Linked DNA regions of Homo sapiens: region 1 is linked to region 2. A link is a contact called in ENCODE POLR2A ChIA-PET data. All regions are on one chromosome and are shown on one strand. The core of a region is the stretch at or near the end of the contact, and the rest is flanking DNA. Distances in the headings are between cores, read along the strand shown. Region 1 has its middle 51 kb from the start of CLIC4. Region 2 overlaps NCMAP (non-compact myelin associated protein).

The links. ChIA-PET counts read pairs that join two places held with the same protein, here RNA polymerase II (POLR2A).
Region 1: POLR2A ChIA-PET joins it to region 2 with 14 read pairs in Caco-2. The contact joins two enhancer-like sites. POLR2A ChIA-PET finds 5 or more read pairs at or near these places in 4 of 52 experiments (B cell, Caco-2 and activated T-cell).

Annotation. Positions count from the first base shown.
Region 1 is chr1:24,692,426-24,696,424 of GRCh38, forward strand. No RefSeq gene overlaps it. Among named protein-coding and RNA genes, the nearest start is that of CLIC4, 51 kb to the right of the region's middle. RefSeq lists a silencer at 3,080-3,199. Within about 2 kb of position 2,009, at least 14 of the 41 ENCODE cell types and tissues checked have a DNase peak (open chromatin) inside an H3K27ac peak, as active enhancers do.
Region 2 is chr1:24,574,522-24,578,611 of GRCh38, forward strand. The region is part of intron 1 of NCMAP (non-compact myelin associated protein); the gene reads left to right. Among named protein-coding and RNA genes, the nearest start is that of NCMAP, 20 kb to the left of the region's middle. Within about 2 kb of position 1,875, at least 3 of the 41 ENCODE cell types and tissues checked have a DNase peak (open chromatin) inside an H3K27ac peak, as active enhancers do.

The DNA of each region.
Region 1 (3,999 bases), core at 759-3,258, 120 kb after region 2:
AGTCATCCACTTCCAAGATGGGGCTGGAGGATCCACTTTGAAGATGGTGCACTCATGTGGCAATTGGCAGGAGGTCTCAGTGCCTCACCAAGCGGGCTCTCCATAGCAGCTAGCTTTCCCCAGAGCGATGATGACGATGACGATGACGATGATGATGATGATGATTGTGTGTGTGATAGAGAGAAGGAAGCCACAGTGCCTTCTACAACCTGCACACTATCATCTTTGCTTTTTTTCTATTCATTAGAAGCAAGTCACTATGTCCAGCCCACAGCCAAGGGAAGCATAACTAGGATTCCTTTTAAAGGAAGTGCCAAAGAACGCATGGACTGATTTTAAACCACACCGTAGTGACGCCACTCGAGCTGCTGGAGGAAGCCCTCACCTGAGGACTCACCTCGAATCCAGTTAATTCCCCTTATGGTGAAGCCAGTTTGACCTAGGTTTTCTAAGTCATACCATTCAAAGAATGATTTTTATCTTCCTCATCTTATCCTCCAGATCTGCCTTGTCTGACTATGCTCCTTTTATGGGCAGTGGTGGGAGCTGGGCCCAGACTCTAGGGGAGGAAGGGTGGACCCTTCTCACCTTCTCAGTCTTTGGTCCTATTTTTTTTCTTTTTTTTTGAAAAGGGGTCTCACTTTGTCACCCAGGCTGGAGTGCAGTGGAGCTATCATGGCTCACTTGCAGCCTCAACCTCCCAGGCTCAGATGATTCTCTCACTTCAGCGTCTCAAGTAGTTGGGACTACAGTCTCACACCACCATATCTGGCTAATTTTTTTGTATTTTTAATATAGATGGGTTTTCGCCATGTTGCCCAGGCTGGTCTCGAATTCTTGGGCTCAAGCAATCCTCCTGCCTCAGTCTCCCCAAGTGCTGGCATTATAGGCGTAAGCCACCACATTTGGCCTTGGTCCTTTTTTTTTGTTTTTTTTTTTTGTTTGTTTTTGTTTTTGAGATGGAATCTCACTCTGTTGCCCAGGCTGGAGTGCAGTGGTGCGATCTCGGCTCACTGCAAGCTCCCCCTCCTGGGTTCACGCCATTCTCCTGCCTCAGCCTCCGAGTAGCTGGGACTACAGGTGCCCACCGCCACTCCTGGCTAATTTTTTGTATTTTTAGTAGAGACGGGGTTTAACCGTGTAAGCCAGGATGGTCTCAATCTCCTGACCTCGTGATCTGCCCACTCGGCCTCCCAAAGTGCTGTGATTACAGGTGTGAGCCACCAAGCCCGGCCTAATTTTTGTATTTTTAGTAGAGACGGGGTTCCACCATGTTGGCCAGGCTGGTCTCGAACTCCTGAACTCAGGTGGTCTGCCCACCTTGGCCTTCCAAAGTGCTGGATTACAGGTGTGAGCCACCATGCTCAGCCTTGGTCCTTTATACTACAAGCCTGGGCAACATAGTGGGTACACACTACTGTCCCATGGCCACCAGTGATGCTGGGTACAGGAAAACCACATTGTTCTATGGACTCCTGACCATGGTACTCATCCTTCCACTGGCCACTCCTGCTAAGACATGGCTTTTCCATCCTGTAATTGCCCTTAAACATTGGGCAACAATTTCCAGGTCTCTCTGGGTCAGTCCCTTCGGGGGAAGGAAGACAGAGGAATCATGTGGCCAGGTGGGAAGAGCTCTGGGCCAGCTTCCACTCAGCCTTGCTGTGTGACCTTGAGGAAGTCCCTGCTCCTCTCTGGGCCACAGTTTCCTCCTTTTTGAATGCAGAAGGTTGTATTAACATATCTGAGGATGCTTTGGGGTTTTCTTAGTTCACTTCTGTCCAGAGAAGATGATGAAATTTTAGGAGCAGCCTCACTTCCAACACACCGGGTCTTGCGTGGTCATTCATACCCCGGCAGAGAAAAAGCTGCATACTTCATGCCCTTTGCCCTTCACCATCTCATCTGATCCTCCCAGCAGCCAGCAAGGACACGGGGCAAGGCACTGGAGGCAACAGAGGCTCAGCAGCAAGACAGGGTACGTGCAGAGAGCTGCGGGACAGACGTGGCCTCACCAGCAGGACCCGTGATTAAACAGCAGCTGTGGTTCACTAAGTGCTTTCTGCTTATTATGTGCCAAGTACTTCACATGTGGCTGCTTTGTGTCATTCTCACATCAAACCTGATGGGTGGTTACTATAATTATCTCCTTTTACAGATAAGGAAACTGAAGCCCAGAGGGGTGGAGTAACTAGTCCAGCAAAAGTAAGCCATGTAACTGGGATTCAAATTCAGCTTGAACATCTCAGCACTCATCTGTTTTCGATCACATAACACTCCCTCTAGGCATTCACAGGAGCTCAAGGATAGGAGTAGGGAGGGGAAAGCTAGGAGTCCGAAGACTTGAGGGGCCAGGCATGGTGGCATGCACCTGTAATCCCAGCATTTTAGGAGGCTGAGGTGGGAGGATGGCTTGAGCCCAAGAGATCAAGGTTGCAGTGAGCCGTGATCGTGCCACTGCACTCCAGCCTGGGAAACAGAGAAAGACTATGTCTTGGAAATGGTAGAGGACCTTTAAAAAATAAAGAATAAAAAAGTACAAAACCAAAGACTTGCGCAGATGCGGTGGCTCACGCCTGTAATCCCAGCACATCAAGAGGTCGAGGCGAATGGATCACCTGAGGTCAGGAGTTTGAGACCAGCCTGGCCAACCTTGCGAAACCTCGTCTCTACTAAGAATACCAAAATTTGTCAGTTGCGGTGGCAGGCGCAGTGGCGGGCGCCTGTAATCCCAGCTACTTGGGAGGCTGAGGCAGGAGAATCGCTTGAACTCGGGAGGCAGAGGTTGCAGTGAGCCAAGATCACACCATTGCCATTGAACTCCAGCCTAAGCAACAAGAGCGAGATTCCGTCTCAAAACAAAGCAAAACAAAACAAAAACAAAGACTTAGGTTCACGAACAAACTCTGAACACTTACTAATTCTAAGGCCAGGGTAAATCTTTCATCTTGCTCAGCCTCAGTTTCCTTATCTGTAAAATGGGGATCATAATTTGTCATCCAAATTGTGAGGATTGGGTAAAAACATTTTTAATAAGGGCATGTATGTGAGCATCCCCCATGTATGGCAAAGAAGTTGTCTAAATTTAAGAGGTTGTTGTTTTTCTTAATCTCAGAGCAGGAGCCAGGGCAGGAAGTAGGCAGGCTGATTAGGGCGGCCAAGTGTCCCTGCCCAAGAGTGACTACTTCCGTCCCTGGTGTTCTTCATTAAGTCCCCAGGAAAGGAGGAGGGTGGGCCGGAAGAAAGGGCAAAGCTCTAGGTCCTTATCTAGAACTCTGCCTCCATGCAAGAGCCCTCCAAGGGAAGAGAAGTTCTGGATTATCACCACTGAGCTCCAAGCATGCCAGAGGGCTCAGCAGGGAGAAAGTCTGTCAGCACCTGACCCAGCAACAGCTGGGGAGAGGCCTGGATGGGTAGGTTGCATGCCTCCCCCTCAGCCTGTGTCATGGCCCTGCCCTGGCCTCATGGTCCAGGACTCAGTCCCCATAGCCTGTCCTACCAAGGGGAACACCAGACTCCAGCACTGCGATGCACAAATGCCAAACCCTCCCAAGGGGCAGCTTTGGCAAGTGACTGGAACTGGAGTCAGGAGGCGCCGGCTCTTGTTCTGGTTTTGTCCCTTCTCCTCGCTGGGTATCAGCATCCCTACTGTGGAATAAGGGACATTCCCTCGAGGGCATTTACATAGTGTGGATCTGGCGTACCACTTGCTACCCCTGCCACAAAGTGTTGTTCCTTGTGCCTTCTTCCTGGGCTGCTGGAGAAAAGGCTCATGCCACATGTGCTGCCCTCTCTGGGTGTGGTCAACAGCTCCCCAGCCCAGGACACTCAAGTGTGACACCCAGATGACACTCAAGTCATCTGTGTCATTTTCTGTTTCTGGTGCTTCCTGAATTCCAGTTCTTTCTTGTTCCCAAGTAGATGGAGAGCTCCCTGAGGACAAGCAACTGGGGTCTCCTTACCCCTCCCCAAGAACTAGGGCTTAGCACAGAGTAGACC
Region 2 (4,090 bases), core at 625-3,124:
CTGTCACCGGACTTCGCAGCCTCCACGATTGCATAAGCCCATTCCCTTAGTAAGTCCCCTCTTCTGTATCTGTATAACACATTGATCCTGTCTCTCTGGAGAACTCCGACATATACCATGTCCCAGGACTCTGAGCTCCACAGCAGATTCTTCAGAGACAACATCAGGGGCCCAGTAGACACTGGAGACGGTGTCCAGGACAGGTCAGCTCTGAGAGAACCCTGAACCAGCAGTACCAGGAGCACGAGGCACAGTAGACAAGGCCCGCAATACTTTTTTTTTTTTTTTTTTTGAGACGGAGTCTCACACTGTCGCCCAGTCTGGAGTGCAATGGCATGATCTCGGCTCACTGCACCCACTGCCTCCCGGGTTCAAGCAATTCTCCCGCCTCAGCCTCCCAAGTAGCTGGGATTACAGGCACCACCATCATGCCTGGCTAATTTTTGTTTGTAGAGATGCGGTTTCAACATGTTGGCCAGGCTGGTCTTGAACTCCTGACCTCAGGTGATCCGCCAGCCTTGGCCTCCCAAAGTGCTGGGATTACAAGCATAAGCCACCACACCTGGCCAAGGCCCATAATACTTTTAAGGGCCCATTAAGATGTTTTAATTTCTGGGAGGCGGAGGTTGCAGTGACCCGAGATCGTGCCACTGCACTCCAGCCTGGGCGACAGAGTGAGACTTTGTCTCAGATAAAAAAAGATGTTTTAATTTCTTTAAAATCAAGCAGGGGAAAGAACTTTTAGAGCAGCAAAAAAGTTTCAGTTTTTTTCCCTCGGGTTGGAAAAAAAATAAAATTTTTAGAGCCCACGAAAATGTATTACGCTGGGAGAGCCCCACAGAAGTCATAATGCACCCGACTGAGTCTTCATTCGTTCAGACAGGTTTATTGGGCAGGGTGCTTTCTGTCAGCTCTTATTTGATCCTTACAATCCAGATGAGGAAATGAGGCTCCTGGAGGGTGAATAATTTGTCTACAACAGTGATTTTAAAGGTGACAGAGGCAGAATCTGAACCTAGGTCCATCTGAGCCCAAACCCTTGTCTTCGCCAAGCCACACTTGGCATTTGCAAGCTCATCACTGTATTTAACCCAGTCCTCACAGATTAGGAGCAATTGCCCCGTTTTAAAACTGAGAAAACTGCCCGGGCGTGGTGGCTCATGCCTGTAATCCCAGTACTTTGAGAGGCCGAGGCGGCTGGATCACCTGAGGTCAGGAGTTTGAGACCAGCCTGACCAGCATGGTGAAACCCCGTCTCTGCTAAAAATACAAAATTAGCCGGGCGTGGTGGCATGTGCCTGTAATTCCAGCTACTTGGGAGGCTAAGGCAGGAGAATTGCTTGAACCCAGGAGGCGGAGGTTGCAATGAGCCGAGATCGCACCATTGCACTCTCAAAAAAAAAAAAAAAAAAAAAAAAAATGAGGAAACTAAGTCCTGGAGAGGAGAAGAAAGCGCCTTGCCCACAGTAACTTGGCTAGTTAGTGAAGGAGTCAGAACTAGCTCCCTCATCCTGATCCTCTCTGCACAGCCGCATTGCCCCGTCCAGAGCTTCTCCTGCCCTCCCTCGCTGTCCCCATCCTCCACCCTCACCACTGCCACCCTGCACAGATGGCTCCCCTGCCTGTCCCCCGACCTGCCTTTCTTGGTCCAGTTTCCCAGCCACAGAAAGGCCACTTAGGTCTGTGCGGCATCCACATCCCACCTCCTGACAAAGCTGGGGGCTGGCACTGCTGCTTGAGAGGGTGGGAAGAAAAGACAGGCGGCAGGCCAAGACGAGAGTGTAGGTTTAAATGACACCGCAGGTCCCCCAGACAAACGCCCCTCTGTATCTTTGGGCCTATTGTGACTGGCCACTGGCCAGCTCACACCGTGGGCAGCTTGAACGGCTGGGATTGTTTCCCCAACTCCTGTCCTCTCTGGAGTCCAGCGGCTGCCAGGCCCAGGCTTGGCAGGAAAGGGGAGGGGTGTTCCTTCTGGAATGGAGGGTGTGGAGGCAAACAAGCCTCGGGGAGGGTGTCCTGAACCAAGTGAGAGGCTGGAAGAGTCACAAGGAGGAAGGGGCCAGAGAGGGAGGTCCCTGGTCCCCAGCTGTTCAGTTTGCAGGAGGGCAAACTGCAGTCCAGACAGAACAAGTGGCCTGCCCCAGGTCACACAGAAAGTAAGTAACAGGGGTGAGACTAGAACCCAGGATTCCTAACTCCAGCCCAGGGTTCTTGCCCCCCATCTCAGGCCTCTCTGTTGGAGTTTTCAAGATGGCCGTGTTAAGTAGGTGAGGTAGTGAGCCCCATAGACCAAGACCTTGGGACTCAAAGAAAGGATGTTACACAGGACACAGTGGCTCACACCTGTAATCCCAGCACTTTGGGAGGCTGAGGCAGGTGGATCACCTGAGGTCAGGAGTTCAAGACCAGCCTGGCTAACATGACGAAATCCTGTCTCTACTAAAAGCACACACACACAAAAAAATTAGCTGGGCGTGGTGGTGCATGCCTGTGATCCCAGCTCCTCGTGAGGCTGAGGAAGAAGCATCACATGAATCCAGGAGGTAGAGGTTCCAGTGAGCCAAGATTGCGCCACTGCACTCCAGGCCTGGGCGACAGAGTGAGACTCCGTCTCAAAAAAAATAAAAATAAAAATAAAAAATAAAAAGGATGTCACATGCTAAAATTATAGAGCACTAGATTTCCTAGAATTTCATATTAAAATGCAGATACTCCCAGAGAATTGTCATCCTTAACTCATTAATAACAAACACTTTGTGGTTAGCCAAGCCCTTGGATAAGGCAGAGGAAGAGACAGAGAAACAAAAGCGAGACCACTGAAAGATCCATTAGGGATAAATTCAGATTTTTGGAGTTTCTAAGAAGGCACTGGCCTTGTTTTTTTTTTTTTTTTTTTTTTTTTTTTTTGGTTTTTTTGTTTGTTTTTCGTTTGTAGAGATGGGTTCTCACTACGTTGCCCAGGCTGGCCTCCAGCTCCTGGCCTCAAGTGATCCTCCCACTTCGGCCTCCCAAAGTGCAGGGATTACAGGCTTGAACCACCATGCCCGGCCTGGCCTTGGTTCTGGAAGTCAACACACTTGGTTCCAAAGAGATTGCTGGCACTCATTTGGAGTTGAATTTTTTCCTGCACTCCCATCCCCAATTTTTTTTCTCAGAAGTTTTCAGTTGCCCTGTTCATGGCATAGATATTAACTACATCTACATAGTCTTGCTTTTTGTAGGTGACTATGAAGTGACTCGGAAACCTCAGTTCGAGCTTTTGGGAGACTTAGTGCCTTACGACAGCAGGGTGGTTGCGAGGAAAGCTTAAAGGAGAGATGCATGGGCCGGGGGTCGGGGGTCTTACAAGTCGCCTCCCGGCCATGGCTCCTTTAGGGGTGGTTTGGTTCTTGCTGCTGCTGTTGCGCATTTTGTTTTGAATGAATTAGAAAAGAGGTCTAAAAAATGTACCAAATAGGCCAGGCACAATGGCTCACGCCTGTAATCCCAGCACTTTGGGAGGCTGAGGCGGGTGGATCACTTGAGGCCAGGAGCTGGAGACCAGCCTGGGCAACATAGTGAGACCCTGTTTGTACTAAAAATACAAAAGTATTAGCCAGGCATGGTGGCATGTGCCTGTAATCCCAGCTACTCAGGAGGCTGAGGCACGAGAACCTGGGAGGCAGAGGTTGCAGTGAGCCAAGATCATGCCATTGCACTCCAGCCTGTGGGACACTGTCTCAAAAAAAAAAAAAAAAAAAATTGTACCAAATAAACTACCAATGAACCTTCCTCTGTCTATGTGCTCCCGGGGGCTTTGCTGGCCCTCAGTCTCCCCATTTGTAGAAGAGAGGGCAATGGACACAGGAGTTTTCCAACTGGGGTCTCCAGGATCCTGGGACACGGAGTTGCTTCCTAGAGCCTCCACAGAGGGTGTGTGGTGTGGTGAAGAGAAATTGGGAGTGGGGTGGGAGGGAGGGTAGCTGGAATAGAAAGGAGGAGTTTTAATCCCTAAGCCTGTTGGGGGAGGGAGCTTAGTTTTCTTTTTCTTTCTTTCTTTTTTTTTTTTTTTTTTTTGAGACGGTTTCTTGCTCTGTCTCCCAGGCTG